2 separate regions of the Mus musculus genome follow, and region 2 is linked to region 1. Evidence: chromatin contacts called from ENCODE Hi-C or POLR2A ChIA-PET data. All regions are on one chromosome and are shown on one strand. Each heading gives the region's core, a stretch centred on a gene start or an enhancer-like site at or near the end of the contact. The rest is flanking DNA. Distances are from core to core; before and after follow the strand shown.

Evidence for each region. A loop is a pair of places that touch in the nucleus more often than their neighbours do. ChIA-PET counts read pairs that join two places held with the same protein, here RNA polymerase II (POLR2A).
Region 2: a loop to region 1 is called in a map of gastrocnemius, with 13 times the contacts of the local background. The contact joins the promoter of Tnfrsf18 here to the promoter of B3galt6 in region 1. A Hi-C loop is called at or near these places in 14 of 37 maps with a recorded cell type or tissue (CH12.LX, T-helper 1 cell, T-helper 17 cell and 6 more). POLR2A ChIA-PET finds 5 or more read pairs at or near these places in 3 of 5 experiments (Patski and embryonic stem cell).

The regions. Positions count from the first base shown.
Region 1 is chr4:155,990,286-155,994,473 of GRCm38, reverse strand. It overlaps B3galt6 (UDP-Gal:betaGal beta 1,3-galactosyltransferase, polypeptide 6), which reads left to right and starts at 1,796. Exons shown (of 1, transcript NM_080445.4): 1 at 1,796-4,188. The coding sequence starts at 1,858. The coding sequence ends at 2,835. Sdf4 (stromal cell derived factor 4) reads right to left here and starts at 1,631. Exons shown (of 7, transcript NM_011341.5): 1 at 1,140-1,631.
Region 2 is chr4:156,024,566-156,028,753 of GRCm38, reverse strand. Tnfrsf18 (tumor necrosis factor receptor superfamily, member 18) reads right to left here and starts at 2,432. Exons shown (of 5, transcript NM_009400.3): 1 at 2,217-2,432; 2 at 1,316-1,438; 3 at 705-792; 4 at 331-533; 5 at 1-259. The coding sequence starts at 2,367. The coding sequence ends at 138. It overlaps Gm16008 (predicted gene 16008), which reads left to right. Exons shown (of 5, transcript NR_169176.1): 2 at 200-279.

The sequences.
Region 1 (4,188 bases), core at 547-3,046:
CAACTGTTTTATGATCATTTGTTAATCTCTACCTGGGCCTAATTTCTAAATTAAAATTTGCTGTACCTATAACAGTCTACTCAGGACTTAGTTCCACCTAGGTTTCAGGAATACACAGGGTGGCTGGGGGAATATCTGTACTTCTTTGCCATCCTTACATTATAATTCTGATGAAATCAAACTATATATTTTGTTTCTTTTGCTTTTTTGTTTTGTTTTGAGACAGGGTCTCACAATGAAGCCTTGGTTGGCCAGGAACTTGCCAAGCAGACTGACTAGGCTTGCTTCGAGTTACAGGCAGTAGACTCAATAGTTCAAGGCCAGCCTCAGCTACATAGTAAGTTCAGGCAGGCTACATGAAACCCTGTCTGGAACCTATCGCTAACAACAACAAAAGAGGAAAGGGAAAAAAAAAAAGACCACCAAAGTCTAAAAACCAACAGTGTAAAACAGCCCAAAAGCTGGTAGTGGACTGATGATTTAGCCCAGTAGTAGAGCCTTTGCCCAGCATTTACGGTGCTGGATTCGATCTCCTCCAGCAACACAAAAATAGGAATGTAAAGAAATAAAGCCTGGCAGGAAGAAAAAAAAAAAAGTTAAGTAAAAGAAAAGAAAAAGCCTTTAATTCTAGCACTAAGGAGGCAAAGGCAGGCGATCTCTGAGTTCCAGTGCAGCCACTCTGGTCTACAGAGTGAGCTCCAGCACAGCCCGAGCTACACGGAGAAAGCTCGCTCGTCTCGAAAAACGTCAACAACAACAACAGTAAGTAAAAGCAATGTCGGTTTAAGAACTACGCCGAACAGTACCGGAGAAGAACGCCCACCAACCCGGGCTGGGCAGGAAGGTTTTACCCAGGCCTTCCATTTCCAGCTCACACTACTAGAACTCATGGCGCACGTTTTACCAAAGGGGAAACCGAGGCAGAGATGCTGCTGGACCACAAGTTGAGGTCACAACGCCAGCCGGTAACAGAGCCCCGAGCCTCAGATCCCCCGCGGCAGTGAGTTCCGGAAGCAGCAGCCGAGGAAGAGGGCGGCCCGCGGGGTCGAGCCGGCTCAGACCTGGCGCGATTCGAACGCTACCCGAATGGCCTCCCAAGCCCGCCCCTCGCACGGCGACTGCAGGGACCCCTCACTCACCCCGGCTTCTGATGCGCCGGGTCTGGGCGCCCGCCAAGTCTTACGCAGAACTCGGCTCAGGCCGCCGCCATCTTTCTTCCGGGAAGGGGCGAATAAGACAACCGGGAACGGTGGGGAAAAAAACACCCGGCCTCCGGTACGAATCTCGAAGCCGCCATCTTTCTTATGGGCGGAAGCAGCCTCTGCGAAGCAACCAATAGGAATGGCGCGCGGGGTCACGTGTCAATCATTCTGGGCCCAGCCCTATCCTTCAAAGCCGCCCTGGATATCAGCTCCGGGGAGTCGAAACCCCCAGCCACGGTGCGCCTCGGGGCTCCTCCCACGTTACCAGGCCTAACCGGCCGCGCCAGTCTCCGAGTCGCGCAGGCGCCTTCCAGCGTCCGAGTCGAGTCGCGCAGGCGCCTTCCAGCGTCCGAGTCGCGCAGGCGCCTTCCAGCGTCCGAGTCGCGCAGGCGCCTTCCAGCCTCCGAGCCTTCCAGTCTCCGAGTCGCGCAGGCGCCTTCCAGTCTCCGAGTCGAGTCGCGCAGGCGCCTTCCAGTCTCCGAGTCGAGTCGCGCAGGCGCCTTCCAGTCTCCGAGTCGCGCAGGCGCCTTCCAGCCTCCGAGTCGCGCAGGCGCCTTCCAGCCTCCGAGTCGCGCAGGCGCCTTCCAGCGTCCGAGTCGCGCAGGCGCCTTCCAGCGTCCGCGCCTGCGCTCCTCGGCGGCCTCTCGCCCGCAGCATGAAGGTATTCCGGCGCGCTTGGCGGCACCGGGTGGCGCTGGGCCTAGGCGGCCTGGCGTTCTGCGGCACCACTCTGTTGTACCTGGCGCGCTGCGCTTCCGAGGGCGAGACGCCCTCCGCTTCCGGAGCCGCTCGGCCCCGCGCTAAGGCCTTCCTGGCGGTGCTGGTGGCCAGTGCGCCCCGCGCGGTCGAGCGCCGCACCGCAGTGCGCAGCACGTGGCTGGCACCGGAGAGGCGTGGCGGACCCGAGGACGTGTGGGCGCGCTTCGCCGTGGGCACTGGCGGCTTAGGCTCGGAGGAGCGGCGCGCTCTTGAGCTCGAGCAGGCGCAGCACGGGGACCTGCTGCTGCTGCCCGCCCTGCGCGACGCCTACGAGAACCTCACGGCCAAGGTCCTGGCCATGCTGACCTGGCTGGATGAGCGCGTGGACTTCGAGTTCGTGCTCAAGGCGGACGACGACTCCTTTGCGCGCCTGGACGCTATCCTGGTGGACCTACGCGCACGGGAGCCCGCACGCCGCCGGCGCCTCTACTGGGGCTTCTTTTCCGGGCGCGGGCGCGTCAAGCCGGGAGGTCGCTGGCGAGAAGCAGCCTGGCAACTCTGCGACTACTACCTGCCCTACGCGTTGGGCGGTGGCTATGTCCTTTCTGCGGACCTGGTGCATTACCTGCGCCTCAGCCGCGAGTACCTGCGCGCGTGGCACAGTGAAGACGTATCGCTGGGCACCTGGCTGGCACCAGTGGATGTGCAACGGGAGCACGACCCACGCTTCGACACGGAGTACAAATCTCGAGGCTGCAACAATCAGTATCTGGTGACACACAAGCAAAGCCCAGAGGACATGTTGGAGAAGCAACAGATGTTGCTGCATGAGGGCCGGTTGTGCAAGCATGAGGTGCAGTTGCGCCTTTCCTATGTCTATGACTGGTCAGCTCCACCCTCCCAGTGCTGCCAGCGCAAGGAGGGCGTTCCCTGATGTCACTGCAGGTGCCGGGGTCTCTCCTGACACAGGCCAAGCATCCTGAACAATCTGATAAATGATCTGGGCTGAGCTTGGTTTATCCAATTGCTGTTGAGACCTTGGGACTGATGGCCAGAGACAGCTAACAATGTCTAGTCCACTGAGGGTGCCATTAGTGGTCTGGTGTAAGGCCTACCCAAGGACATCTGGTTATGAATGTGGAGATTGCATCTGAGCGCGTGCGCGCGCACGCGCGCGCACACACACACACACATGCACACACACTGACCATGTAATGCCACCTATCAGCCATCTGGAGTGTGAGGGAAGGGCCTCCTCACTTGATGAGTTTAGAGTGCCCTCATTCTGCAAACTCTGCAGCTCACTGCCCATCTTGATTGTTCTGCACAGCCTCACCTGCAGACTGTGTTGAATTCATCTCAAAATGTTACTTGTCAAAGTTGTCTTTGTATTGTTCAGACAGAGTTCCATTCTGTTGTGTCTCCCGTTTTTTATCTTTTGTCATGGACAAGTATGAGGTTTGACTTGATTTTCAAGTCAACTAGGTTAGAATTTTTGTCTCAGTGGATAGAGGTTGATAAATATAATGCAGTTTGCTTAGACCTATTTATAAATATTGTATGCTTGCATAGATAAGAATTTACAGAGGCAGGCAAATCTCTGGGTTCAAGGCCAGCCTGGTCTACAGAGTGAGTCCAGGATAGCCAGGACTATGCAGAGAAACCCTTAAATTTTTTTAAGTTGGGAGTGCACGTCTTAATTTATTTTTAACTAAAGGAAAATACTTGTGTCAGATTTTGTATCTGTGGATTAATCTGTCAACAGCCTAAGTGGCCAACCCCACTTCTGGGTGTGTTTAAAGCATAGAAGAATATTTAAACTATCCATTTCTCTTTCAGGTTTACACATAAATCAGTCTTTTTGTGTGTGTGTTTGTTTCTGAACAGACATGACTTTTAAAGCTTTTCAGGGTGTGTGAGCGTATGGACTGTAAGGCACTTGGGATCAGAATGTCCACACAAAGTTTGTCTTTCAAAGTGGTTTATTCACACCAACAGTCTTTACAGTATCGGGCTAATATAAAAGTTAAGCAGCTGTCTCACCAAGCAGGTTCCACCGTGTGATCTCTGGGAATACATTTCAGAATACTTCTCAGCCACCACCCACCGTCAAGGCCTTCAGTTATCAATTGTGGCCGACTCCAAGGAGGTCCTTGAGAGTGTAAGCATGTGGCCAGTCAATGGCGGGCTTAAGTGGGCGGAGTAACAGCACCTGAAGTTCCGGGGTGACTGAGGCCAGGGCCACCAAGAGAGTCTCAAGTCCCTTAGGTATCAACATGGGAGGGTA
Region 2 (4,188 bases), core at 1,183-3,682, 34 kb before region 1:
ACACCCACTTCCGCCACTGTTGAGGGGAGCAGGGCCAGGCCCAGGGAAGGGTGCAGAACATGGCCCCTGCTCTCACCAAGGGTATAGCTGGGCAAGTCTTGTAGCGTCTGGCTTGGGGCACAGAGGAAGACCAGGCCTCATGGCCACCGACCCCCCAGATGACACTTTTCTTCTGTCTGCTCCCCGCGTTCCTCCTCAGGGAACTGGAAGCTGCAAGCATCCTCAGCTGACAACTGCACCTCCGCGAATGGCTGGGTCTCTGTAGTAAAACTGCGTGCGGTAAGTGAGGGGCCTGAGACACATTTTCCCCTTCCCTGGGACACAACTGACCTCGAGGACACATGTGTTGCCTCCTCAGCTGCCATATGTGCAGGCCGAGCTGGACTGTGGTTAGGAAGAAAATGCATGCAGCCATGACCAGGAAGATGACAGTCAAATGGCCGTATTGCTCAGTGGGCAGTGGCTCCGGGATGCACACAGCATTGTGGGTCTTGTTCCCAGGGAACATGGTGAGAAATCCAAACTGAGAACAGCTGGGACACAGACAGACACTGTCAGGATTGGTTACCAAAGGGACCACACTAGAAGGACTGCTGTCCCCTAAGCCATTTGGGAGAAGAATGGGGGTTCTCTGGTGGTCACTGCAAGAAAGGGATAGGGGAGGCTTTCTTAGAACGGGCCTAGGCTACTCATCCAGGACTTACTTGGTCCAAAGTCTGCAGTGACCGTCACGACCTGCGGAGAAGGTGCCCATGGCACAGGCAACACACCGGAAGCCAAACACAATATCCCCTGTGGATAGACAGAATATTAGGACCCCTGAAGTTAATGAAGAAGGAGTCAGACAAGGGTCTATCTATTCACCAGGTCTAATGTCCACAGGTCTAGGGCCTGAATAAGCTATTGCTTACCATGTGTGCCTATTCTAGAACTGGCATGATACATTGGTCCCTATGAAGACGGACAGGATTGGTGGTAAGATCTGACCATAGTCAGAATAATAATAGTCTGAGAGCAGACCAGCACCTGGGCAGCTCCCCACAGCCTCTCACCAACATCCCTGAGAAGACATCCCCACCCTCACGATGGACCATTCCTGCCTAAGAAGAAGGGCTCGGGTACCCAGAGACCACTTGACCCACCTATCCCTTCTAGAATCTAGGATGTAGGTCTTTGCCTACCTAGAAGATGCACCCGTGAGAGCTCTATCTGCAAACATTCTTACATGTCTACACATGCTCACTGGGTATATCAGCTTGGCCCTAGGTCCAACTCATGATTGTCTGTGGCTTTTATCAGTCCCCTAGGAACATACCTTGAGACTCCACCCTCTGGCCTGGTTGGCAGGGGTAGTGCTTGCAGATCTTGCACTGAGGGTCTCCACAGTGGTACTCAGGTGTGACACATATGCACCTTTCTTTTGGACAGTCCTCCTTGCCTGGACAAGAATAAGAGCCTCAGCCATTAGACAGAGCCCCTTCTCCAGAGCTTCTACTGATCCTTCAAGTATTTAGGGTGCTATGGCTCCATTCTCAATCAACCCCAATTGCAAGACCCTAAGCTTTGTCTAGTTCACTGTTTCATTTCAGTTGGCTGACAGCTAGCATATATACCTCCCACTGCTCTAAAGTTGTGGTTTCGTAAGTTCCATTGGATGTGGGAGTCACCTGGGGCTTCCTATGGGCCCTGGGCCCATGCTGCCCCATTCTCACCCCATATTGCCCCTCAAGGGACTAGAACAACCTCATCAGCTGCCTTCACTGATATCCACATCTCTATCTCAGAGACATGGGGCTTCAGAGCTGCCCCTTTCTATACCAGAAGTGTGGCAAGGTGAGGTGCTGAGATATTCTTCTTTGGTCCACAGACTGTCCTACACCTACAATTGTAAGTCACAGTCAGTGGACAAACCAGAGGAAATGTTGAGACTCCAACCCAGACAAAGAGTATCTTCAGTGATGGCTAAGGTTTGGTCCACCTAACAGATGGTCCTCTTTCATCTTGGATCCCCAATCCTTCTTCAGGGAGAAGTTCCCAGCCTCTTTTGCCTCTGCTCCCACATTCTGAGAGGAAGTTGTCCCTCTACCTCCTTATCAGAGCTCCAGACTCAAAGATTTACCTACCAACTCACATGTGCCCTGTGCCCAGCCTCCTCATATGAGTGTCGGGAAGGGCGCTGCTCTACAGCCTGAGTCCCACTCTCCTCCTTGCCTTACCTGGAGCATACAGGCTGCAGCAGCGAGTGTTGTTGCCACTTCCGTTCTGAACCTTGCCAGGGCCACAGCCAGGCTCCTCAACTACACTCGGCTGACCTAGGTCCAGCACACAGAGCATCGAGACTCCATACAGCATGGCCCATGCCCCCATAGTGCTTCTCCTGAGTCTTCTGTCGGCTGATTTCAGGAGTTCCCGCTCCAACTTGCCTTGTCTCTGCCTCTGCCTCTGTCCCCACCCCTCAGACTGGGCTTCAGGCCAGCTCCACCTCCAGTTTCCGGCAGACATCTGAGGTGTTTGTAAAGGCCTTCTGTGAAGTGTAGAGCAGAGCTATCCCCTTTCTGGACATCTCCTAACCCCTACATGCCTCTCCCAACTCCAGCAAACTCGCCCTGGCTAGGCTACAGAGGAAAAGGATGCCCATTCACATGTGCCACTGCTGCCACCTGTGGGCACCCCTTATTGTATAAAACTACCCCCTTCCCCCTTCTGCCCCAGGAAGTTCCTCTAAGCCTGGGAAACTAGGAGAGCCAGCGAGAGGAGTCCAGAGCACACACCATGCCTCGTTAAGAAGATCATCATAAAGTAGGTATTCCTAGCAAGTACATGAAGCCATGGGCGGTGTGGCCTGCCCAGGTCTAGCCTTGGCAGTTCCAGCTTGGCTCTCCCTGGAGCCACTTTTGTTCACTTCCTCACACAATTTTAGACAACAAGAAAGGAGTCCCAGATACAGGTGAGCCTCATTTTCTTGAACATGGCCAGCATGGCTCTGACAGGCCTTGCCCTTCTCTTCCATTCTCTCTGACTGGCTAGATTACACCCCTAAACTCAGGGTTACCTGCCCACCAAGGTCTTTTCTCTTATTTGGCCATTTCCTCCTCCGGAGGCTGACTGCCAAGGTTCCGCTATCAAAGTATTGAAGTCCAGCAATCAAAAAACCCCTTTGGTTCAACTAATTAACATGCCCAATTAAAATATACCACTGCATCCTAATCCATTCTAACACAGGCCTCCCCTTTTTCTCTTCTTAAAAATTGCATGTGAAGCCGGGTGTGGTGGCGCTCGCCTTTAATCCCAGCACTCGGGAGGCAGAGGCAGGCAGATTTCTGAGTTCGAGGCCAGCCTGGTCTACAGAGTGAGTTCCAGGACAGCCAGGGCTACACAGAGAAACCCTTTCTCAAAAAACAAACAAACAAACAAACAAACAAAAATTACATGTGAAAGGTCATTTGCTGCTGTTTTTGTGCCTGAGTCAGAAAACAACCACTTTAACTTTTCTTCCCTGCTTAGTAAAGAATCTCTCTGTGAGAACAGGTGTTTGTGTGTAGTTTGTGCCTAATCTGGGGTCTGAAAGAGAGCCAATGCTGTGCTGGGAGTCTCCTAACAGCTTCTTCGTGTGGCCACTGACGGTTCTGGAACCCTGCCTCTGTCAGGAGTCCTCTGCTGTACTCAGCCTTACTTCCCACATCTTCCAGCTGAATAAGCACAGGGAAACATAGTGAGGACTGTTGGGAGGACCGAGGGTGAATTTGAACATCTCAGGATATAACTGTGGTGTAACTTTAATTTTTTCACCCTTACTTTTAATGATGGTTCTTTTTTTTTTTTTTTTTTAATTCTTTTTTTTTTTTTTTTAAAGAGTTATTTATTTATTTATTATATATAAGTACACTGTAGCTGTCTTCAGACACTCCAGAAGAGGGAGTCAGATCTCGTGATCGGATGGTTGTGAGCCACCATGTGGTTGCTGGGATTTGAACTCCTGACCTTCGGAAGAGCAGTCGGGTGCTCTTACCCACTGAGCCATCTCACCAGCCCAATGATGGTTCTTAAATGCGTTAACTTCCCTTGTAGCCCACCACCCACCAGACATAGTGGGAAAGAAAGGACACAGGGGACGTGGCTCTGTTTAGAAAGGTTCTTTGGAGCAACTCCTGTCTGTGTTGTCTGGAAATCGGCAGTTCAGTTCACAGG